Linked DNA regions of Mus musculus: region 2 is linked to region 1. Evidence: chromatin loops called from intact Hi-C (ENCODE). Cell type or tissue: heart. All regions are shown on one strand. Links, peaks and the distances in the headings refer to the core of each region. The heading gives the core; the rest is flanking DNA.

Region 1 (12,603 bases), core at 5,678-9,677:
TGAAAAATCAGTTCTTAGGGAACCCTAGGAAATACTGCACTCAGACAGGGAGCTGTCCTTAGTGGTGTTCTTGTTCAGGCTCTCACGTGTACAGTGCCTGGTTGGTTGGTTGGTCGACATTTTCTTTTCCCCATTTTCCTTCTTGCGGTGCTGAGGATTGAACTGGGAGCCCTGTGCACACCAGGCAGGGCTTTACCACGGCCCCAGCCCCAGATCCTCTCTTTCAAATAGAGAACATATTTAATGCCAATATTTATTCAGTGTCTACTGTGTGCTAGATTGAGGCTATAGTGGTTCTTGCCTTCTGGGAGTGCATAGTCCATCCCAAAAGAGACATCGAACAAATCTAAGAAATGCTCCCAGATGCTGAGCAGTTGATCTGGACTGATGGGTTAGGGAGAGCCTTGGGGGAAGCAACAGCTAGACTCTGACTTCAGAACATTGTGAGGATTAACTGAAGGGGGGAGGGTTCCTTCCTCGGGGGAGGACTTGGGAGGGCCAGAAGCCATGAGATGAGAGGTGGGAATGACAAGATTGGCCAGACTGCAACTGTATCAACAGTTGTGGTGCACTGGCGAAGGTTTTCAGAGTAGAGTGCACATAATTAGACTTACTTAGTTATTTAATTTTAATGTTGTATAGTGGTGGGAGTTTGAACCCAGGGTTTTGAACGTGCTGGGAAAGTACCACTGAGCAACACTGCATTTATGTCTTTGAGAGAGTGCTCTGGCCTCAGTGTGAAGGAGCCCGAGAGGATGTTGGAGTCTCGGCAGGCTGTGGTGGAGGCCAAAGGTCAGTGAGGCTTAGTTCAGGGCAGGGAATGCGCCTCTGAACTGGACTGGTAGCTCTGGGCTGTAGAGAAATGGATGGGTTAAATAATTTTTCTTTGTGAAAAATATTTTTCATTACACAGATAATGTTTTTATAGACCTTCAGAGAAAACAAATAATCCCCCAAAAGAACATAAGCATTTTAATTTTCTTCTCTGGAATAAATACTATTCCTACTTCAATGCACTTCTAAAATGCACACTCATTATTAAGAGCAATTATGTATTATAGGGCAGTGCTGTGTTGTCTTATGAGATGCACTTTTGAAATGAAAAGATGTATTTATTTTTATATACACTCTCACTGCCTCCAGACACAGCAGAAGAGGGCATCAGATCCCATTACAGATGGTTGTGAGCCACCATGTGGTTGCTGGGATTTGAACTCAGGACCTCTGGAAGAGCAGTCAGTGCTCTTAACTGCTGAGCCATCTCTCCAGCCCATGAGCTGTACTTTTAGCAGCAGCCCTTGGCCTTCACTGTAAGGTTCTGGTCCACACTGACGGTGGAAATGGCTGGTAACAGTTTGTGACCTCTGAGAGAGAATCAGCTTCACTGTACAGGACCTGTTCCAGATGTGCCCATTGTGGTCCACCATGGATGCCGTATTGGGGAATTATGGCCACTACTGAATCTGGTTAGTTCTAGCCTGAAGGAAGACTCCATGATGGTTAGCATCAATGGTGAGAGAATGCTCTGGACAGATGTTTTGTTGAAGCTAGCCCCGTAAGGGACTGGTGGGGTTGGGTTGGGGACAATACTGACGCAGGTGTCTTCTTTAATTCATCTCTAATTTTTGAGACAAGGTGTCTCACTGAACCTAGAACTCTGCAGTTTGGCCCGGGTAGCTTGTAGCAGGCCCTAGGGATGTACTCATTCCCACCTCCTACTTGCTGGGATTATAGGAAGGTACCACTATCTCAGGCTTAAAAACATTTACCTGGGGGCTTGCTCACTACACACACACACACATTCATACGTATACACGACAGTCTTCAGGCACATCAGGAGAGGCCATCAGATCCCATTACAGGTGGTTGTGAGCCACCACGTGGTTGCTGGGAATTGAGCTCAAGACCTCTAGAATAGCACCCAGTGCTCTTAACTGCTGAGCCATCTCTCCAGCCCTTGCTTACAGTTTTAGAAGGTTCACCCATGATTGTCAATGGTGGGAATCAGACAGGCATGGTGCCTGAGGAGGAGCTGAGAGCCTTACACCCTGATCTTCAGGCAGCAAGCAGAGAGAAACCCTGGGCCTGACTTAGGCTTTTAAAACTAGAGCCCAGCCCCAGTGACACGCTCCCTTCAACAAGGCCACACCTCCTAATCCTTCTAACTCTTCTCAAATGGTTCTACTCCCTGGTGACTAAGCATTCAAGTATATGAGCCAATGGGGACCGTTCTCGTTCAAACCGCAGTATGCGTGGGGTGTGCGTGTGTGAGGGGGAAGGACAACTTTCGGGAATTGGTTTATTCTTTCCATCACGTGGCTTCCTGGGTTTGAACTCGGGCTTCGCGGCAATTGCCGTTAAATGCTGAGCCCATCATCCCCCGGTCCGTGCCATGTGTTTTCATGTGGGTGCCGAGGCTCAAACTCAGGTCTTTGTGCTTTCATCCTAGCCGTTTGCCAGCTGAGCCAGCATCTCCTTAGCCCTCAGTGAGGGGCCTTTAAAGCTTGTCCCTGTGGTTCCTGAGCTGCTGATAGGACATTCTGAGTGGGCATAGAGCGAGCAGCCACACAGCCGCCCGCAGAGTGAAGAGAAGCAGGACTGTGCTGTGCTCTCAAGGCTTGTAGGAGAAATAAGTGAAACGGGGGGGGGGGGGACCCGATGTGTCTGTGGCCCCAACACCAGTGGTGCTCAGGTAGGGAGACTGCAAACTCTAGGGTACCCTGGAGCCTACTGCAAAATCAAACCAAAGCAAGAGCTCGTAGACCAGGCATGGTTCCCCATGCCTATAATCTCAGCACTTGGGATGTAGAGGCAGGAGGATCAGAAATTCAAGGTCCTTAGCTACAGAGTAAATTTGAGCTATATACACAATTGCAACATGTTAATTAAACAGGAGGATTTTAAGTCATCACATCTGATTAGTTCCAAAGACATAAGCTGAGTCATAGAAAGGTTAAATGGTTTGTCCAAATTTACCAGCGAATTGGCTGCAGAGAGCTGGAACCTGTGGTCTGGCTCCTGATACCAGCCCAGCTAAAACCTAAATGGATTTTTCTCTATCCAGAGGAAGAAATGAGGGCTTCTGATAGTGCCAGTGGCACAGGCCCATTGCTTATTTGAGTAGGAAGAACCAGGAGTCTCTAGATCCCAGTGACTAGTCAGAATAAGGAATGTGGCATGTGGTGGGGAGTGGCTTGGTCAGTACCTAGGGTTCGAGGCACCACACCCGTCAGAGTGACTGTCATTGCCCTTGAGAAGAAACTGAAAGCCAGAGAGAGGTGACATGCTGAGGGATAGCCTGCAAACCTTGGATCCTAGTCTTTGTGGTGTGTATCTCCTGTGCTTAAAGTTACTGGGGGGGTGGGGGTGGGGTGGGGAGGGGAGTGTCACATGTTCTCCCTGAAGACTGCCATGCCTCTAGCCAATCCTGGTTCAGGATGTTCTGTGTGTAGCACATTCCTTCCAGGACGGTCCCTGATGCACTGTTCACTGTTCTCTGCCTATGGCAACTTTGTCCAGTTGTACTCTATGATCTCCAGGGCCAGTGCTTATGCCTGGTGGTAGGTGGTCCTGAACCACAGTGTGGCTCATGAGTCTGCACCCCATTCAGTCCCTGTCCTGTGAAGAGGAGTCCTTTGTCACCCCTAGGCAGCAAGGCAGCCTCCAACTTTTTCCTATCCCTGGGAAGAGTCCTTGGCAGTCTCAGTTACCCCCTGACAGCTGAGGACGCTGTGATTTCAAGGTCACAGGCCAGGGCAAGACCAGGGCAAGTTCCAGTCCCCCACCCAGGGCTAATCCATCCATGGCTGCAATGAGGGGCACAGCATCCTCATTCATCAGGCCTTGGAGCTGCTGCTGGACAAAGATCCCGGCTTCTACATCACCTGTCTTTCAGGTCCACACCTGCACAGAACACATGCTTTTCTCCACTTCTGAAGAGTAGAACACGCATTTGCTGGTCTTCTTGCCACTGGCCAGAGCTTCTAGCCGCTCACTAACAAAAATCCTTCTTGGGTCGTTGTGGCATGAGATCTTTTCAGTAGTATCTCAGTGATTCTTTGAGCTGGACCTGCCAGGGTGTACACTTGGATCTTGTGTGCCACTGCTGTGGTGGGGGAGGCGCAATCGAGGTCTCCCAGGGACATCCAGGGGACAGCGCTTGGGGCAGGGGATGACCCATTTTTTAATTCTTATTTTTGTAAAGAAAGAAATTAGAATGGGGTATGTCATCCTGAAAATGTGATGGCTTTTCCTGACGGGTCATGAAGTGGGGACTCACATGTCAGTCTGTGTTACTTGTCTCTTTCTTACTGACTTACTGTATTCGTGCTCTGTGAAATCTGTGGAAGGATTCTGCTTCCTGGTTTAGAAGCACACCATGGCCTAATACCATTTCTTAGTTCTAGAGCCTTGAGCTCTGCCCACCTAGTCCACCTTTCTGGACTCAAGCATGAGCTCATTAGTGGAGGCATCTGAACAGGAAGGCCAAGCCTAGAGTGGCAATGCCCTGCACACACCCTCCCCACTTCAGATAGCAGCCTGTGGCAGGTCAGGGAGGCAAGGGTGCAGGGACAGCCCTGCTCCAGGCTAGTTGTCTTCATGTTTTCTCCTATTATTGAAGTAAACCCTAACAAAAGCAACTTGAAGACAGAAGGGTTTCAGTTTAGCTCACAGTGCAAAGTCCTATATATTCAGGATGATAGAGGTCAGGGTACAGGAGTTTTAGGCAACTCAACCACAGGGAGGGAGAAGAGATCAATCAATACCTACTCCATGTATACAGTCCAGGATCCTAGCCAGGGATGGTGCCACCCACAGTGGGCAGGTCTTCTTCAGGTAATCTGTCACAGGCATGCCCAGAGACATGCCCACACGTCTCCCAGGATATTCTATGTTCTGTCCGTTAAACTCTAGCCATCACAGCAGACATTTCTAGACTGAGATACAGGATGATGGTGGGCCCTGGCTAGCAGAGGGGAGAAGAAAACAGCAAGTCTCAGAGAGCTGGAGCTACCGCAGTAGTCCGCTGCCGTATTCTTGTCTTTGGAAACTACCGTGTATGCTGTAGTGTGCGTTTGGCTGCAGTTGTCAACAAAGCGGACAATAAACACACTGTTGGTGGTAAGGTTTGCGCTAGGAAAGGCCCGTATCTTCCCTCTTGTTTCTTCAAGGCCAATTGCTTTTTGTCAGGTACCAAGGAAACGGCAGACACAAGGCTAATGATAGTGCCTATTAGCATACCCAAGCGGGTGTTGGCCTCTAGGTTCTCTCAGCAAGCATCTTTTACCCTGGCTGGCATACCTTGTCTCCTATTCTAAACCTCTCCAGCCCAGGGGCTCCCCTTCCCTGCCCCCAGCTTCTCTTTCCTATATAGCCCTGCTATTTCAGCCACAGGCTCTCTTGGCTTGCCTCTTGGTCCTCTGCTCTGTGTCTTGGCCCCCTCTCTTTTGCTCCTTCTCTCAGTCTTCCCCATCTCTCTCCTCTCATGGACTCTTCCAGATACCTCTGCCTTTTCTCTCCCTCATCTACAATGAACGCCTTCAACTCAGCCATACCTAGAGGCAGTCCCTGTCCTCCCTTCAGTCATTTCTTAGCATCAGCAGGCAGCTGCCATCATGGGAGAGGCCTGGGATGCCTGGCTCATGGTGAGTCAAGGACAAACTTTGCCTCCAGAGACTGTCCTGGAAAAGACAAACAGGAGGCAATTCAAAATGCCCTTCCCTGCTGTGGGACCAGTTTATGGCGGGATGACCTGCAGACAGTTGGGAGGTAGTCCCGGGCACACATAGGTACAGAATAAAAAGTGGCAAAGCCACAGAGAGGCTTCTTGGCAGTGGGCAGCAGTCGGTGAAGAGGCATAGCTGGCCAAAGTGCTGAGAATGGAACCGTGAATGTGTGAAGCTTCTACACTGCCATTTCCAGCACTAATAAAGCCTTAGGAATCCTAATCCGAGAATAAATTTTCTGTCTCTGGTGTCTGATAAGGGTGTAGTCTGTTTGGCTACCAAGCATGTTTTTGTAATAAAATGAGCTTGTGTGATTGGTTGGCTGTTAAATGATGTCAGTTTCTATGTTTTTCACTCAAAGTGAGTGAAGTCAGCATGCACAGGCCTCCCCAGAAGGAGAGCTCGGTTCCCTCAGTTCAGCTTTGCACACGTAGGCCATCTCCCTTCAGAGCCCCTGCCCAGGCTTCCTCCCTAGAAATGGCTTGTCCTCGCTCGCCTCCTGCCTGTCTCCCTGTTGCTGTTTTGCATACTTTCAGTTCTTTGGTGGCAATCTTCTTTCTTCACGAGCAGCTAGCTTGCTCGTGACTGGTTTTGTGTGTGCTTTGTTTGTCATGGGCTCAGTTTTGAATTATCTTAAGTGGTTTGAATGGTCTGCCCTATCCATCTTTCCCTACAAGCCCTGTTTCTGACATGTAGAGCCAGGAAGATAGGACCTCCATGAACCAGAAATAGGAGCTCGAGCCTCCCGCTGTTGTTGAGCTGCGCTCCAACCTTTTTATCTGTAAAAATGATGTATCTCTGGGAGGGAGTCCCAGGAGCTGTCAGCCCTCATCGGTTCTGTTTGCAGGCTCTGAAATATGCCTCCTCAAGTTGCAGCTTGTGGCTACTGCTGAGGATGGGGTGGCAGCCTCCCTGTTTCTTGATGGTTCTAACCCTGCAGGGCAATGGATGTTCCATGGGCCATTTTCCGAGTCGGGTATGGAGTTAGAACTCCCCAACTGTTTCGTAGTCAGGGTCTCCAGAGGGACACAATCACTAGGAGCTACTTGTTCATATAACTCTAGGAGACTCAGAAGGCTCACACGTTTATAGGGATTGAGAAGTGGAACCATTTGTCACAGTAGACTGGAGAGCAGAGATTCTAGCTTAAGTCTGAAAGCCTGAAAAGGAAGAAATGTAAAGCAGAGAAGGTAATCCCCAGTACAGATCCCCTGTGTGAGGTTTATGTGCCCACGGGAGCTAGAGGTGGCTGATCCCCAGGAGCTAAAGATGTAGCAGTTGTGGGCCGTCTGATGAGGGTGCTGAGAACTGAACTCAAGCTCTGAACCGCCGAGCCATCTCTCCAGTCCCCTTGAGAACCTTACTATCGCTAAGGAAGGGGAAAGTAAGCAGTTGTTTGGAATCCCTTTCGGTTTGGCCTGATTCCGTGGTGACGTTATGTAAGTAATGCATTCTCTCTGTGCAGCGGGGAGTTCAGTAGCCTGGTTTCCTTTCAGAGGCACAGCGTCAGGGAGCTCTGCTTTGTACAGTTCCCAGACAGCTTCAGTCACCCCCTGGCAGCTCTCCAATATAGAGTCAGTCAGGGCCAGCAGGTGGAAGCCAGGGCAGAGGGGGAGAGGAAGGGATGCCTGGCCAGAGAGGGCTTGCTCGCTCTGACACTAGTCAAGAGAAACCGACACGGGAAATCTTAGCTTGTGGAGATAGAGAGGTCCTGGCAGCAGTTGAACCATATAAAAGTCAAAGAGTTGCTTCTAGAAAATCTATTCATCCCATTTCCATGTTTGAATGCCAGGAATCAGACTGAAGAGATGGCTCAGCAACTAACAACACATACTGTTCTTGTAGAAGACCCGAGTTCGGTTCCTAGCACCCACGTTGGGCAGCTCATAGCTGCCTGCAATTCTGGCTCCTGAGTATTAACACCTCTGGCCTCCTGGTGCTTCTACTGGTATATGCCCCACACAGGCGCACACACACCTGCCCAGAATTAAAAATGAAACAAAATCTTTTGTAAAAAGGCTATATGTTGGGTTTATTCTTACCATGCATGCACAGAATGCAATATTAGGCATCCATGGGAGACCTTGTTATCCTCGGTGTGCCTTAGGACTATAAGTGAAGGATTCAAGATGAATCTTTACTGCAGCACATCCCGGAGAGAACTGTGAGTCTGTGGGAGGAGGCAGGACAGCTCCTTGGCCTGAGAGATGCGTCCATCTCCTGGGGCGAGAGGGTTGCTCCTGCCTGGGACTCCAGCCAGTGTATTGGGTCTGATCTTTTCCTTAGCCTCTGCTTTCACAGCTATGCCACTGTTAGGCTGCAGAAAGGCGAGAGCAGAATCACTAAAGTGAGACACAGGGACAAATGAGTACGTTCTGGTTGGAAGGATAGTTAAGTCTTGTCATCTGTCATCCTAGGTGTCCTCTAGCTTCTCCAGTGAGCACTCCGGGCCTTTGGTCACGCAGTTTACTTCATCTGGAGTGCCCCTTTGTCCGGCCTATTCTGTTTAATCATGTACCTGCTGAAATCCCCTTTCCGTGCAGGGCATCTCCCTGACCTCACAGGGAGGTCTGTTCCCTCGGGTGTGCGTCACCACTACACCCTCTACCCTCTCTTCACAGCACACTTCACACACACAGCTCCTCCACCAGAGTCAGGCTCCAGCAGACGTGAGGCTCAATGAGGGCAGGGAGCTTCTTGGGTTTGCTGTTGTCTCTGCCATTTCCGGGTTGCTCAAGTGTCATCCAGTGAATGAGAGAGGCGAATGCTTACAGGGTGCTAGGTTCTTCCCTTATGTAAAAAAACCACCGTAGCCGGGTGTGGTGGCGCACGCCTTTAATCCCAGCACTTGGGAGGCAGAGGCAGAGGCAGGCGGATTTCTGAGTTCGAGGCCAGCATGGTCTACAAAGTGAGTTCCAGGACAGCCAGGGCTATACAGAGAAACCCTGTCTCGAAAGCCAAAATAAGAGAAAAAAAAGAAAAGCCACCATGAGGGAAACATCATTTACGCTGACAGACAGACTGAGGCCCAGGGCTGCTTGGCACTTTGGCCAAGGCCATGTTATCAGCCTTAAGAAGGCTGGCCCTCAAAAGAATTAATAAAACTGCTAGCCAGCCTGTATCGTGTCCACCAAGGGTCGGACATCGATTTTTTTTTTTAAAGATTTATTTATTTATTTATTATATGTAAGTACACTGTAGCTGTCTTCAGACACTCCAGAAGAGGGCGTCAGATCTCGTTACGGATGGTTGTGAGCCACCATGTGGTTGCTGGGATTTGAACTTTGGACCTTCGGAAGAGCAGTCGGGTGCTCTTACCCACTGAGCCATCTCACCAGCCCTTGGACATCGATTTGACACTTGCAGTGACTTAATGAGATAGGCAGCATTTGAATGTCCACAGTATACGGTGCCTTCTGGTATTAACCCCAGAGAAACTGCATGAAGCTCTGTGTTAGCTGTCACTCCGATAGAATCAAGACTCAGAGGAGACTCTTGGGCATGCCAAGTTATCCTGGGTGGGAAGTTATCCTGAGTGTGTTAGTTGAGGCAGAAGATCTTGTCCGTAGTGGGTGGGTCTGTTCCCTGCCTGGGACCCTGGATCATGAAAGTGAAGAAGAGCCGCTGAGTAGTGGGCTGTGTTCACTGCCCTCTGCTCCCCGTCCGTTGACTGACATGAGTGTCAGGCTGACTTAGGCTTTTGCTGCATTGACTTTTGCTACATCGACTTTCCCCACTTCGATGTAATCCCAGCTCCAGGATGTTAGCTCTGGCCCCTAAACTAGGAGACGGGATGAACATTTCTCTCTTAGGTTGCTTTTGTCGGGGGATTTGAGTGTAGTAACAGAAAAAGAAACTAAGGCAAGATGTTCTGGGTGGTGGGAACCTGGAGTCTGCAGCTTGTGAGAAGGCTTTCTTGGTACCCTCTACTCTTGTGGACCGTCTTCTGTTCTTTCCTTCTTTGCGCCAATCAGTAGGAGTTAGTTAGCAAGCCTGGCTAATAAGATGTCCCACTGAAGGACACAATGCTGCTCTCTCCAAGTTGAAAGAAACCTTGTTAATTTCAAGGAACCTATTGTCTGCAACTACCATGAGAGAGAGAGAGAGAGAGAGAGAGAGAGAGAGAGAGAGAGAGAGAGAGAGAGAGAGTGTGTGTGCATGTATGTTTGTGCGTGTGTATCTGTTGCTTCTGCCTGTAATTGCTACATTATCCTCAAAACTGCCATTGTTCCCAGTGCCTCATACAGGTTAACTGGGGATGGGTAGTGTCGATGCAAAACCACAGCTTTTATCTTACAGGAAGCAGTAGCTAGTTTGAGAATGGCCTAAGAGTATAGGTTTAGATTACCAAAAATCCTGTGTACCAGTATGAAAGCAGTTTCATGAAATTTAAGATTTTTACAGAACAGCTGGGCAGTGGTGGCGCACACACACCTTTAATTCCAGCACTTGGGAGGCAGAGGCAGGCAGATCTCTGTGAGTTTTGAAGCTAGCCTGGTCTACAGAGTGAGTTCTAAGGCAGCCTGGGCTACACAGAAAAACCTGTCTCGAAGTAAAGTCATAAACCAAGGCAAGTTTAAAATGCATTGGTGGGCACATCAGAGAGGCAGTTATAGCAAGGTCGGGGATCTATAGGCCCTAGGTGCTAGCTCATGACATTCTTAGCTTGCAGTTTGGTAGAACCTAGTGGTCTGCTAAGCCAACAGAGTCTTAAAGTTTTTTTGTCTATTAGTCACAGATAATAGTTCTAATACAGAAGGGCAAGGAATGGCTGTCTGGAAGGCTAACACTAGCCCAAGAGAAGATATCTGGCCTTCGTGCCTGCAGTATGCCAGTCTCTACAGTACTGACGTTCTAATCATCCAACCAATCTGTCCAAGCACAGCTTCTTTTCAGGAGTTTTCCTTCACGGTAGGGGAACTAGCTTCTCACAGGGACGTGGGGATGAGTTGTCAGAGAATACCTAGTGCCAACGAGAAGATTGGCCTTTCTGGGATGGGAAGATAGGTCCGTTGGTAAAATGTTTGCTTTGTGAGGAGCAGGACCTGAATTTGATCCCAGAACCCACATAACCTATCTGGGTGAGGCAGCACACACTTGTAATTCCAGTGCCTGGGAGGGAGAGACACGCAGACCTCTGGAGTTCACCGGATACTAAGCTGGGGACCAGTAAGAGATGGCATCTCACAGAAAACTATGTGAATAGTGCCTAAGTAATGACATGTGGGGTTGACCTCTGCCCTTCACATGTGTGCGCATACACGTGGGTCCACATACATGTGAACCTGCATGTGTGCACACATGTATGCTTGTGCACACACACATTTTAAAAAAAGATTTTGTTTTCTGAAATCCAATCCAAGTATAGGTCTGTTGCTTGACTTATTTAAGATTAGTTTTGGGGCTGGTGAGATGGCTCAGTGGGTAAGAGCACCCGACTGCTCTTCCAAAGGTCCAGAGTTCAAATCCCAGCAACCACATGGTGGCTCACAACCATCCGTAACAAGATCTGACTCCCTCTTCTGGTGTGTCTGAAGACAGCTACAATGTACTTACATATAATAATAAATAAATCTTTAAAAAAAAAAAAAAGATTAGTTTTAATTTTCTTTATTTGTCTGAACTTATATGCAACACACCCATCTGTAGAAGGTGCATCTGTTTTGAGGCTATATGCCCTGAGCCCATCACACCAATCCCTAAAGGTACATGGTATTACACTCCCTTTCTTGCCAACACTACTTTTTATTTTGCCGATGACTCAGGGTTAGTATTATAAATAAACGTTGTTCTGTCCATGTGCAACATTTAAGAGTCACTTTTTTTTTTCTTGCAGTACTAAGTGTTGAACCCAAGCAAGGCAACCTCTATACCACTCAGCTACATCCACAATCCCTATAGAAAGTGTGTCTGTTTGGAGCCTGTCTGTCCCCTAGGCTTACTTGGAGTCCAGCTGTCCATCCAGAATACTATGATGAATAATGTCTAAATGGCTATTGCATTGAATTACACCGTAAAACTGACATCCGGAAGAATGAATTCCCCAGATGATGGGAAGGTCTTTTTCTCTCGTTCCAAGTCACATTATTAGTACTGGAGCTTAATGTGACTACTGGGGAAGAGTTTAATTTGCAAAGACAATTAGGCAATTTCATGGCTGACTTGAAGCATTTGTCTCTCCGGCCACTGAGTTGGTTCTGGTTGTCACCCTAACATCCTCCCTGCCATCGGGAGGAGAGCGGAGTGTGAGAAGTACAGGCTTTTGGCTTGTCACAACAAACCGGAACAAACCAAACAAACCAGAACAAACAAAACAAACCGGAACAAACAAAACAAACCAGAACGAAAACCTATTTGCAGAAAGAGGTCTTTTCTTAGTTTGAAGAAGGGACATAGAAAAATGTTTCGGCTGGGGGTGAGTGTTACTCAATAGAAGTTTTTTTGTGAAAGCTAATCTTGGTTGTCTACTTGACAAACCAGTGAAGAGGTGAGGATTTGCCTCCATCAGATTGGGCATCTCTGTAGGGCGTTTTCTTAATTGCTAACAGATGTAGGAGGGCCCAGCCAACTGTGTGGCTGGACAGGTGGTCCCGGGAGGCATTAGAGAGTGGGCTTAACCAGGCTCAGCAGTATAGACCTGATACAGGTGCAGGCAGATCTTTATGAGTTCTAGGCCAGTTTGGTCTGCAGGGCAAATTGCAGGTCAGGCAAGGCTCTACATAGTGAGACCATGTCTCAAAAAAGAAAAAGAAAGGGTTGCCCAGAGAGATGGCTCCATGGTCAAGAGCACTGTCTGCTCTTCCTGAAGACCTAAGTCCAGTTCCCAGCACTGATGTGACAGCTCTTAGCTGTCTGGAATTCTGGTCCCCAGACATCC
Region 2 (12,603 bases), core at 4,770-8,769, 62 kb before region 1:
ATGCAGATAAACAAGGAAGTGGGATTATTGTATACAGATAAACAAGGAGCTGGGGTTTATGGTATGCAAATGAATTGAGGAGACAAGTTTAGCTCATCTCAGTAGAAACAATCTTCGTAGGGTGCAGTCTTCAGAAACACATCCAAAGGAAGAAAGTTATGATGAACATTTTCTGCACACATTGTCAACATCTGCACACAGACCAGAAGGGAATGCTTGCTATTTCTCTCTAAGCTTCACCCTGGGAGGGAGAAGGCTTTGCCATTTCCCAGTGGGTCTGAAGCTTAGGAGTCCTTAACAGGTCATGCAAAGTCAACAGCACACATTCTCAGGGCCGGAGAGATGGCTCAGCGGTTAATAGTGCTAATTGCTCTAACAGAGGTCCTGAGTTCAATTCCTACCAACCACATGCTGGCTCACAACCATCTGTAATTGGAAGCGATGCTCTCTTCTGGTGTGTCTGAAGACAGCAACAGTGTACTCATATAAATAAAATAAATAAATCTTTTAAAACTAAAATTTAAAAAATGGGGGGGGGAACCAAACAAACAAACAAAAAAACAGCACACATTCTGTGTTTGGCCACAGCTTTGGGGACAGCCCCCAACTCTAGTTGCTCGGGAACCCCCTGAAGGTCAAGCTGCACATCTGCTACATATAGGCAGGGAGGCTGAGGTCCAGCCCGTGTATGCTCTTTGGCTGGTGTTTCAGACTTCGAGAGCCCCAAGGGTCCAGGTTAGTTGACTCTGTTGATCTTCAGTGGAGTTCCTATCCCCTTTCCTTCCTCCTGTGGGATATGTTCTTCTAGATGGGCTGCTTTGTCTGGCCTCTCAATGGGAGAGGAAGCACAGAGACTCACAAAGACTTGAAATGCCAAGGTTGGGGGATACCCAGGTGTCCCCCATCCACTCAGAGAAGAAGGGGAGGAGGAAGGGGGTGTCCGGAGGGGGTCAGTGAGCAGGATGCAAAGTGAATAAGTTAAAAAGAAAAAAAGAGTGATTGGCTTGTAAAATGGCTCAAGATGGTCCAGGCACTTTCTGCCAAGCCTGATGTTTTGAGTTTAAACCTGAGGACCCACATAGTCGTAGAAATTCTGCCAATTTCTTCGAGTTGTCCTCTGACCTCTGTATGAATGCCATGGTACATGTGCTCCACCCCCACCCCCAGCTCCATGTTGGACATCTCTGGAAGCCTCAAGGTCTGCAGTGAAGAGTGAAACTCAAGAGAGCACCACCTTTGCAAGCACGGAGCCTAAACTTCCAAGAGTTTGACCTCAGGGTTTATTTTTCTCACACATTTAAACACAGTAAAACTGTGGGAATAGGTTTCCAAAGGACAATTATCACAACAAAGCCTTAGGCTCAGCTATGTAGAATCTCCCCAGTAAGTCAGCAAAGCACCTTAACAATAGAAACGAGTTTCACTGACTGATAAACAGTGCTCAGGAAAGCCTAAGGAGGGAGGATTTGTAGTGAGCATAAGAATAGAGTCTACTACACTCACAGTCAGTTATTGGATGGAACACTGGGCCCCCAGTGGAGGAGCTAGAGAAAGTACCCAAGGAGCTGAAGGGGTCTGCAACCCTATAGGAGGAACAGCAATATGAACTAACCAGTACCCTCCAGAGTTCGTGTCTCTAGCTGCATATGTATCAGAAGATGGCCTAGTCGGCCATCATTGGGAAGAGAGGCCCCTTGGTCTTGCAAACTTTATATGCCCCAGTACAGGGGTATGTCAGGGCCAAGAAGTGGGAGTGGGTGGATAGGGGAATGGGGGGGGGGGAGGGTCTGGGGGACTTTTGGGATAGCATTGGAAATGTAAATGAAGAAAATACCTAATTTAAAAAAAAAAAGAATAGAGTGTACTGATGGAGAATAGGGGGAAAAATGGGACCTCTTTCATAAGGATGAGTTCTATTCACTGAGAGACAAAGTTTAGGATTAGGGCCTAAATAATAACCCAGGATTTGGGGGGGGGGGGAATTCAGGAAGGCTGGCTCCAGCAAAAAGATCACCAGGTTGTCAGACAGCATTCTCTCCTGCCTTCAGGGTGACTGGGGTCAGTCAGTTCCCTCCTTTGGAAAAAAAAAAAACAAAAAAACTAGGCTCATGCAACAAGTGTGGTTTCTCCAATGCTTTCTTTAAGCTGTGCCTCCTACACTCTGAACGTTCTCCCTGACAACACACACATAAATAAATGTAGCTCAAAGAAAAATATGCGTATAAATATTTATAATAGCTTTATTCATAGCAACCCAAACTATGAACCCAAAGGATTTCCAGCAGGTAAATAGCAAAATAACAAGCTGCAGCTTACCTACATCATAACCATTAACAATAAAAAGAATGAACTATATACACAAAATTTGGGTGAATCTTAGGAACATATGCTTATGGTAAAAAAGATAGTTAAAAGTCTCATTCTGTATGATTCTGCTTTTAAAGATTTATTTATTTATTATATGTAAGTACACTGTAGTTGTCTTCAGACACACCAGAAGAGGGAATCATATCTTTTTTACGGATGGTTGTGAGCCACCATGTGGTTGCTGGGATTTGAACTCAGGGCCTTCAGAAGAGCAGTTAATGCTCTTATCCACTGAGCCATCTCACCATCCCCAGATTCTGCTTTTATAACATCTTTTTTATTTAATATTTAAAAAGATTTGTATATTTATTTATCTTATGTGTAAGAATGTTTTACCTGCCTGTATGTGTGTCTGGTGCCCTCACAGTTCAGAAGAAGGCAGTGGATCCCCCTAGAACTGGACATTAAGATGGATGTGAGCCACTATGTGGGTGCTGGGAACTGAACTCAGGTCCTCTGTAGGAGGAGCAAGTGCTCTAAACCACAGAGCCATCTCTCCAGCCTCTTGGTCAGTGTTTTATCTCAGCAACAGAAACCTAACTTAGACATTGAGTCTGGAACAAATAACTGAATCTACCAATGTAATCTACCACATACTATGATTTCAAATAAAAATTCTGCGTTTCTTAAGGAATCCAACAAACCAATTTTAATATGTCAATGGGAGGGCTAAGTAAACTTGAGTTCCCCACGCTCAAGTAATAATGAGGCACAGTGGTATTTGCCAAAACCCCAGTATTGGGCAGTGTCTTTGTTAAAGTTTCATTGCTGTAAAGACAGACACATCATGTCTAAGGCAAACATTTAATTGTAACTGGCTTACAGTTCCATTGGTTTGGCCTGCAATCATGGTGGAAAGCCTGGCAGTCTTCAGTCAGACAAGGTGCTGGAAGAGCTGAAAGTTCTACATCTCGACCAGAAGGCAGCCAAGAGGAGACATCAACTGCAGACAACCAGGAGGAGGTTCTCTTTCCCATTGTCTGAAGCTTGAACCCTAGGACCTCTCAAAGCCCACCTACACAGTGACGGCTTCCTCTAACAAGGCCACACCTACTCCAACAAGGCCACACCTTCTAATAGTTCTACTTCCCATGGGCCAACCCTCTTTAAACACCACCACAGGTGGGTAGGTAAAAACAGGTGGATGTGGGGGGGGGGGTGTCCTTTGGCCCAGTTAGTCTAGATCCAAGAGGAGGTTCCAGGTTTGGTGAAAGGCTTATAGAAGATACTTTACATTCTTTATCTTTCTCTCTCTCCCTCAACTCTCCTCCCCATGCTCTAAATAAACTCTATTCTATACTATATTTATGGCTGGTCCCTCAGGAGGAAGGGATGCCTCAGGATGGGGCCACAGAGGCACTCCCTTCCCCCACACCATACTGCACCTCCATCAAACATATCCCTGATTTCCTTTTCTTTTGTATAAAACACAACAACATGCACACACACACACACACACACACACACACACACACAAGCACAAATATTCCAAGTAACAAATATACTAGTGGAATCTCAGAAACGCAATGCCAAAGGGCAGGGATGTGGCTCAGTTGGCCGAGAGCTTGCTGAGCATGGTCTAAGTCCGAGGTTAATCCCCAGCACTGCATAAAACAGGATGCATGCGGTGATGCACGCATGCAATTCCAGCACTTGAGGAGTAGAAAGCAGGGGGTGCTACCAGACATTCAAAGTCATCCTTGACTAGCCTGGGCTACTCAACCCCTGTCTCAAAAGGAAAAAAAAAAAAGGAAAAAAGTTGTATAGGCAGCAACAAAGTATTCATTTGTCGAAAAGGTCAAAAAGAACCATATAGTGTTAATAAGAGAGTATAAAGTTCAGGGTGGACACTAGAAGAACATGATTATAGAGGGACCCATGGAAGGCTTCCTACAAAAGCAAAAGCCGGTTTGTATGGTAACAAACATAGAGACCAAAACATTGCTGAAGGCTGAATAACTAACGTGAAAATAACAAGTGCAGTCAACTTGTTAAAGAAAGGTTGGTGGAAAGAAGAGCAGGCCATATGATCACTGAGCAATGACCCTTGTCATTCACTAAGTAGATGTCTTTCTCATTCACGTGCAGCAATTTGAATGGGAATGCCCCCACCCCCACCCCCAGCTCATATTTGAATACTTGGTCCTCGGTTGGTGGAACTGTTTGGGAAGAATTAGGAGATGTGGCCTTGTTTGAGGAGGTGTCATTGGGAGTGAGCTTTGAGGTTTCAAAAGTGCACACCATTTCCAGCTAGATCTCTCTGTCTGATGAGTGTCAGCTACTGATGTAACACCATGCCTGCCTGCGGCCATGTTCCCTGAAGGACACTCTGTAACCAAAGTCTTAACCAAATATTTTCTTTTCTCTTTCTTTCTTTTCTTTCTTTCTTTCTTTTTTTTTTAAAGATTTACTTATTTATTTATTTCATGTATGCGGGCATACTATCATTGTCTTCAGACACACCAGAAGGTGGCATCAGATGCCTATTACAGATGGTTGTGAGCCACCATGTGGTTGCTGGGAATTGAAGTCAGGACCTCTGGAAGTGCAGTCAGTGCTCTTAACTGCTGAGCCATCATCTCTCCAACCCACATCTTCTTTTATACGTTTCCTTGGTCACGGTGTCTTATCACAGCAATAGGAAAGTAACTAAGGTGGGTGGGAGGGCAGTTAGAGAAGCCTGGCTGCCAGCTGTTCCTTCCAAAGGAGCAAGAATGGAGCTGCGGGCTGGGGACCTTCCTCAAATCCAGGGAGATTTAGGAGTTTCTTTTCATTGGTTCATCTAAACTGTGGCTCCTTGGAGATAAGATCTCCACGACAGCCCAGGCACTGCCTGGAATTCCCATTAATCAAAGTCTGGGTACAAATGCAGACTAGTCAGCTCCCAGGGGAACTCACGGATCTTGCAGGATGGCGGGATTTTTTTTTGTGTGTGTGGTTTTGCGGAGGTTGTTGTTGTTGTTGTTTTTGGATCTTTTGTTTGTTTTTTGTTTTTTTCTCGTCCAATTTGCTTCCACTGAGCTGCTCCATTTTTCACCCAGCCCCTTCTCCTCTTTCATTTCTTTCCTTTTTATTTTTCAAATTTTAACGACCCATCCAATGAATTTCACTGAGACTGTTTACAGGAGGAATCATGGTTCCTTCATGAGAGTTACAACACTGAAGAACCCCTCCCCCCACTCAACTGTTAACTGCGTGTCAATCCTTAGGGAGGGGAGAGGATTTCTCACTGTGGATAAAAGAGAAATAATTACTTTGAAATGTCACGTTTACATACTTTACGTCGGGAGCTCTGGAGTTTAGTTGAGACCTGCTCGCAGAGCAACCTGGAGCTCTTAGTGGGTAGGGACAGGACAGGCGCCTCTCCTAACAGTTTCAGGTTGGGAGTGACAAGATTGAAAACAAATTTCTCCCAGAAGAGTTTTCACACTTTGCTAAATAAAACAGCTGCTGAGACTGGGAGGGAACGGCGGACGGGGGTTGGGGGTGGGTGGTGGGTGGTGGTGGTGGTGGCGGCGAGGGTGGTAGGGGGCGCAGAGTGGGGGAGCATTCCCAAATAGTTTCGGAGGATCAAGTGCTTAACTCTCTTCTAGGGTGGGCGGGGAGGGGGTTTTGGAGTGTCTCCTGTTTGAAGCTTTCAGGAGGCAAAAGGAAACAGATACTCTAAGGAAAAGGAGGTTCTCTCCTTGAAACCCAGCTATATTCCAGAGAGGGTGTGAAAAAAAAAAATCGCTTCACCGTAAATTTATCACCAGCCTCAGGTAAGATCGAAGCGTCATGTTCACCGTTCTACCTGCTGACCTCTCCACCTCTGTGAGCAAAAGGTTCCATCACTCATTTGTCATCAGATCGTGTGTGTGTGTGTGTGCGTGTGCGCGTGTGCGTGTGCGCGTGCGTGAGAGAGAGAGAGAGAGCATGCACATGCGCGCGCATGCATGCCTGCATGTGTGCATGTATGTGTGTTAACTTTCTTGCTTGCATTTATATGTATATCGGTGCTGAGGGATTTGAATTTGGGTTCTCATGCTTCATCAGAGCGCACTTTACCCACTAAGTCCTGAGCAGCCAACCCCATGAGATTTTTCTTGAGTAGAATGGCATTCATATAAGGCTGGAAATAGCATTGATTATCTGAGCCTGGTCATTGGGACTGCTATGAATTTGAAATAAACACATTCTTTGAAGTAACCTTTTGTTTACATTAGGCTCCAGGCTTACCACACTCCTAAATCGCTCAGTAAGTTGTTCTTTTTCTTTTCTTCTTGAGGCAGGCTCACATAGGCCAGATGTTGCAGACATTTGTTGGAGTGTAACCCCCTAGTTTATGCTGCCCGGGGAGCTCTTTTAGGTACTGAAAAAGTAGCTGTGGCAGTGAGAGACAAAAACAGTCAAGACAACAGTATGTAAGGCGTACTTGGAACCCGCGGGTGAGGACTGATGTCCCTGCTGGTCCTTCACCAGGCAGCAGCGGGAGAGAGGATGCCCGACCCTCTCTTTGCAGCAGCTTCCTCGGTTTCCATCGGCTCCAGAAAGCCGGCCACAGGTGGAGGGCTGGAGGGTTCTCCGCTCAGTCCATCCAATTGGTGCGCCTGGTGCCCGATGCCGCTGAGGAAACAGCCCTCAGCGCGGGTGTCCTCCCGCTGCTCGTGGGTCCCAGTGGGAGCCACCCCGCACCTCCGGGATGTGCGGTTCGGGAGGATCGTGTGCAATGACCAGCGGCCGCTGCGGGGCGCTGTAGCCCTGCGGACAGCCGGGTGGGGCGTGGCCCGAGGGGCGTGGCGTGGAGTATGGGGCGGGGCCGGCGGGGCCCTCAGGCATCCAGGCCACGCGCGGTGGAGCGTGGGGCGAGCGGCTGCGGGCAAGGAGCGCAGCGGCCCGCGAGCTCCGTGCGGAGCGGCCGGCCGGCGCGGGAGCGAAAGGTACTGGGCATAGTCGCCGGCTCCTGCGAGTGCTAGTAATCCTCCAGGAGCGCTCATGGGGACACTGGGAGGGGGCGTCGCTGGCAGGGGCGCGCTCCTTAGTGGCCGTCTGGCTCCGGGCGCTCTCGACGTCGCGCGTGTGGGGAAGTGCTTGCCCTGCAAACTCTTCCGCAGCCCAGGGCAAGGGCAGTTCCCACGGTCGTTTGGAGCACGGCTGGTCCCGCGGGGCCTTAGGGCCTTGTGCGCCGCCTTTCGGGCTCAGGATTCTCTTACTTGCCTAGGGCATTGAAATGTATCGCTTCCTGTAGATTTGGGGAGCTGGAGAGAAGGGGGATCATTATGGCTGATCCAAAAGGAGTTGTACTTTGTGAAGCTGGCCAAGAACGTTTCCCCCGAAGTGCATTGAGAGAATTCACGTGGTGGTAAGGTGTGTGTGTGTGTTTACCACTTTGATGGCATGAGACTGAGTTGTGAAACCACCAGTTAGGTGTGCGACTGGAAAACCCACGTCTTCAAGCCTTAATAGTTAGAGCTGTGAACTGAAAGCATCATACATAACCTTGAAGTTGACATCAGGCTTTATGGCGGGCATCGTTCCTGTGAGGCGAGGCTCTTGGCTGGTGGTAGCCATGTGTATTAAATTGATACTGATTGAATGTAATGGAAAGAACTTGGACAGTGACCAATCACACCCAGGTGCGAGGTTGTCCCAAGTGTTCAGATTGATACTGACTAACGGTTTCTCATCTTTAAAATATCTGTTACGTGAGTAGTTGGGATAATTAACTTCCTTTGTTACCCTGATTGTATACTTAGCATATGGTGAGTAAGTTTTGTTTTGTTTTATCCTGAGAATACAATGGCCAGAGGATGGCTCATCTGGCAGACTCTTGCCACCAGACAATTGGAGTTTGATTCGCAGAAGGTGTGACAAGGTGGAACTGACTCTCTCACCAGTCGTGGTGTCCTCTGACCTCTTCATGGGCTGAGGTTCATACACACACACACAACATAAATAAACTAGGAATTCATATTACAATTAGGAGGGGTTTCTGCCCTCTCAGCTTGAGGGAAGGAGCAGTCTGAGAAAAAAAATGAGGGAAAATTGGACACCAGACAACAGTTAGTTATAAATTGTTGAGAAGTCTAACCAAAGCTGATTTTTAAAATCAAAACCATCACAATAAAAATGCTAGCCCAAGGGGCTGGAGAGATGGCTCAGCAGTTAAGAGCATTGGCATCTCTTCCAGGGGACCCAGGGCCAGTTCTCAGCACCCACGTGGCAGCCCACAACTTCACAAATATCTGCAACTCCAGTTCTAGTGAACCCAACACCCTCACACAGCCATGCATGCAAAACACCAATGCACATCAGCTAGAATAAATAAATTATAAAAATGCCAGGCTGGGGGTCCATGCCTGTAATTCCAGCCCTCTGGAGGCTGAGGCAGGGTCATTAGTTTGAGGCTAGCCTGGGATACACAGCAAAATTCTGCCCTCAAAACAAAACACCCAGCCTTGTTTGTTAACTCCTTGTTTGACCTTGGTAGCTAGGACCAAATGTTAACCTTCGCATTCTCCTTAGCCCATCCGTGTTTCCAAAGCCGATATCTTCCATATGAAAGCCCAATAGCTTGTGCTATAACTCAGCTTAGCAACGTGGCACACAGCTAATTCCCAAAGTCCTCTGCTCCACCCAGACAGATTCTGGTGCCTTCTGTGAACTCTTGCTCAGAGAGATGGAATACAAGAATAGCTAGCAGGCACAAGTACCCCATTACCCAGCCGAGGAACCCTTCAGTTACCATCCCCACCCCTATCAAATCACTGCTCTGCGTGTCGTCTTAATTCCCCCTTTGCTTCACATTTCCACAACAATTTAGAGCATTCTCGAGTTAAAAGCAGGATATCAAGAGGAAAGCGGAAGCCAGGGAAAGCTTACAGTTTGAGCGGGAGACCGTGGTTTCCCTGTGGTGGACTCGGGCGTGTTCAGTCTGTGTAGAGAACTGTGTCTTCCCCTCACTTAGAGGCTTTAATTTTAAAAGCTTGCTTGAGTCCCTAAGAATTTGGAAAACAGTAATTTGTGACCCTGTGTCTCAGGGAAAAGGTTTTGTTTTTTTTTTTTAAATACAGCTCTCAAGAGAACATTGTTAGGGCTCTGAAGGGTGAAACGCCGAGTGTTCTTTCCCAATGGCTTTACCCCACAACTCTTTGTTCCTTAGTGTGTTCTGTCTGTCACTGTTATTTCTTCAGGATAAACACAGCTCTCCTTCAGTGGTTCCTTTTTTCTTTTCTTTTCCATGAGACAGGGTGTCTGTGTGTACCCAACACACAGAGATCCTCCTGCCTCTGTCAGAGTCCCTTCAGTGACGGTTGAACAGCAAGCTCTGAAGTCTCACCTGAAGGAAAGCCTCCTGGAGAGGCCCTGGGGTCTTTGCTGTGTAAGGGAGCTAGCTTGTCCTGGTATTCTTAGGTGTAGGTAGGAGTGGGTAGGTGAAAACAACTAGGTAGGTATTTAGCTTCCACTTGAAAAAGTGATGTGTGTAAAAGTTCTATTTATTTAATTAAAAAAATTTTTTGAGATTTTTATTTTAAATAAAATAATATTTGATTTTTTTGGGGGGGTGTTTTGCCTTTGTGTAAATCTGTGCACCGTGTGTGTGTGTGTGTGTGTGTGTGTGTGTGTGTGTGTGTGTGTTTGCAGTGCCCATGGAGATCAGGAGACTGGAGTTAGCAGGTTGTGAGCAAGTGGCCGCTCTTCCTTTGAAAGAGCAGAGAATACTCTAACCCCGAGCCATCTTTGCAGTGCTGTATTTATTTATGTACGGGCAGGGTGTTGCTATGTAACTCTGCTGGCCTCAGATTCATGGCAGTCCTCCCTCCCTACTGTGTCTGAATGACAAATGGGGGGAGGGGGGCATCTGCTTGCCTGGCTCCTGGTATGTTTAAGTAGCCAGTCACTAGCAGTCACTAGCCTGTGCCTGTCCTGTGTCTCCTCAGGACACCACCCCTCTCATTTCCTGTCCACAGCAATTTTTCCATAACAGCCAGCTCTGGAAATCCAGCTATTGTAGGTACAGATTGGGAGTCCCGTGCTGTGTTCCCTATCCCCCACCCCCAACCCCACTACGGTTTCTCTTTGTAGTCTGGCTGTCCTAGAACTTGATCAGTAGACCAGGCTGCCTCAAACTCATAGAGATCCCACTGCCACTGCTGGGATTAAACATTTGGGACTCAGTGCTTCAGCTGGGATCAGCACTTGGGGACGATGTGTTCAGTACACTCAGCTTGTTAAATGTAATAGATAGATGACTCCCGTGAATTACAGCTGCAGAATACCCAGCCAAGGGTCCAGAATAGTACTCGAATCTGGAAGTATGCTTACGGACTTGCAGACTCTATGATTTTACTTATGTGGCATCACACCTGGAGTAGTCAGATTGACAGGGACAGAAAATGGGTTTTGGTTTACAGCGGGTATGGAGAGCATGCTGAGAAAGCATGAGCTCTGAATCCAGTGGTATGTTTGAAGTTGTTTCTTTCTATTTTTTGTTTGTTTGGTTGGTTTTTGGTTTTTTTGAGACAGGGCTTCTCTGTGTAGTTCTGGCTGTCCTGGAACTCACTTTGTAGACCAGGCTGGCCTCGAATTCAGAAATCCGCCTGCCTCCGCCTCCCGAGTGCTGGGATTAAAGGCGTGTGCCACCATGCCCGGCCTTTTTTTTTTTTTTTAAGATTTATTTATTATTATATCTAAGTACACTGTAGCTGTCTTCAGATGCACCAGAAGAGGGCGTCAGATCTCATTACGGATGGTTGTGACCCACCATGTGGTTGCTGGGAATTGAACTCAGGACCTTCAGAAGAGCAGTCAGTGCTCTTAACCACTGAGCCATCTCTCCAGCCCTGTTTCTTTCTATTTTTGAGATTATAATATGCTTATACCACTCTCCCCCTAATAGTATTTTAAAATAAAATTTCAGATTAGCCATTTCTGTTCATGATGCCTGTCTGTACCAGGGCACTGAGTTCAGGGACAGTGTAGGGTGGCCAGAGAACCTGAGATGACATCATCTACCTCTCCCACCACCTCCTCAAGCCCGGGCCGGGAAGAGATGTAAAATCTAGTTGTGCTCAGATTGAAAGGCAAGCATCTATGTTATTTACTGGGGGGGTGGGGGGGTGGGGGAGGGGGTGGTGGTGGTGGTGGTGGTGGTGGGTGGGGCTCCAGTCTAAAGATGAAAGATTTATTTATTATTATATCTAAGTACACTGTCTCCACTTGCTAGGCACATTGCTTGACCACTGAGCTGGAGGGCTAGCCTCTGAAATGAAGTCATTCTGTCCTGATGAGGTAAACTTTCATTCTGAGCCTGCCTTGGTTTTATTCTTTTTTTGTTGTTGTTGTTGTTGTTTTTTTTGTTTTTTCAAGACAGGGTTTCTCTGTATAGCCCTGGCTGTCCTAGAACTCACTTTGTAGACCAGGCTGGCCTCGAACTCAGAAATCCGCCTGCCTCTGCCTCCAGAGTGCTGGGATTAAAGGCGTGTGTGTGTGTGTGTGTGTGTGTGTGTGTGTGTGTGTGTGTGCACGCGCGCGCCACCACGCCCAGCAGATTTATTCTTTGTTTCAAAGTATTTGTACATTGTATTCTGCTTTGTTCAGTAGGCGTGGTTAAGAGAGCATCATTTGCATATTGTTAGAAAGAGTGTGAAACACCACCTAGAATTTACCTAATCACAGTGTTCCTGAGCCTGAGGTGCCTTCCTTTTCCCTCCCCTCCCCTCCCCTCCCCTCCCCTCCCCTCCCCTCCCCTCCCCTCCCCTCCCCTCCCTCCCTCCCTCCCTCCCTCCCTCCCTCCCTCCCTCCCTCCCTCTCTTTCTTTCTTTCTTTCTTTCTTTCTTTCCTTCCTTATCTAAAATGGTAGAATTGTAACTTGCAGGCTTTTCTCACATATATGCTTCTTTATTCACTTTCACGTTAGAAGCCTTTTTAATAAATTGTACTTAAACCCTTCCACCCAGACATTCATGCTGTGCATTGTAACAAACAGCTCTAGAACTCAGTGGTCTAATCCGGGGGAGTATTTATCCAGTAAAGTTGGTGGTTTACACAAAAGCCAGTTGGTTATTTCAGGCTGGGTAGCTCTCCTGGGCAGTTCTCCTTCAGGCCAGTCAAGGGTCAAGATGCCTCCTTCTTTGTAATGGCACTGTCTTGGATTCCTGGCCTGAAAGCTCAAGGCAGAAGAGAGTGTGGAGGCGTACCATGCTTGGCCAGAGCCAGCTACATCACTCTCCTTGAATTCAAGGAGTACCAGCCTGG

The links. Hi-C counts contacts between places; a loop is a spot of excess contacts. Peaks named below come from ENCODE experiments on the same cell type or tissue, not always from the same donor. Only the 100,000 strongest peaks of a DNase experiment are listed, where the experiment ranks them.
Region 2: it touches region 1 in a loop (3-fold over the local background); 4 of 42 quality-filtered maps call a loop at or near these places.

What each region holds. Positions count from the first base shown.
Region 1 is chr4:32,884,088-32,896,690 of GRCm38, reverse strand. The region is part of intron 1 of Ankrd6 (ankyrin repeat domain 6); the gene reads left to right. It also overlaps the pseudogene Gm11941. Among named protein-coding and RNA genes, the nearest start is that of Ankrd6, 60 kb to the left of the region's middle. In heart, for the core only: no CTCF peak of the experiment used is centred there; DNase peaks (open chromatin) are centred at 5,860, 6,550 and 7,250; H3K27ac peaks cover 929 bases.
Region 2 is chr4:32,945,430-32,958,032 of GRCm38, reverse strand. Ankrd6 (ankyrin repeat domain 6) reads left to right here and starts at 7,207. Exons shown (of 16, transcript NM_001012451.1): 1 at 7,207-7,286. In heart, for the core only: a CTCF peak has its summit at 7,073; a DNase peak (open chromatin) is centred at 7,212; H3K4me3 peaks cover 3,122 bases; H3K27ac peaks cover 1,159 bases; H3K27me3 peaks cover 353 bases.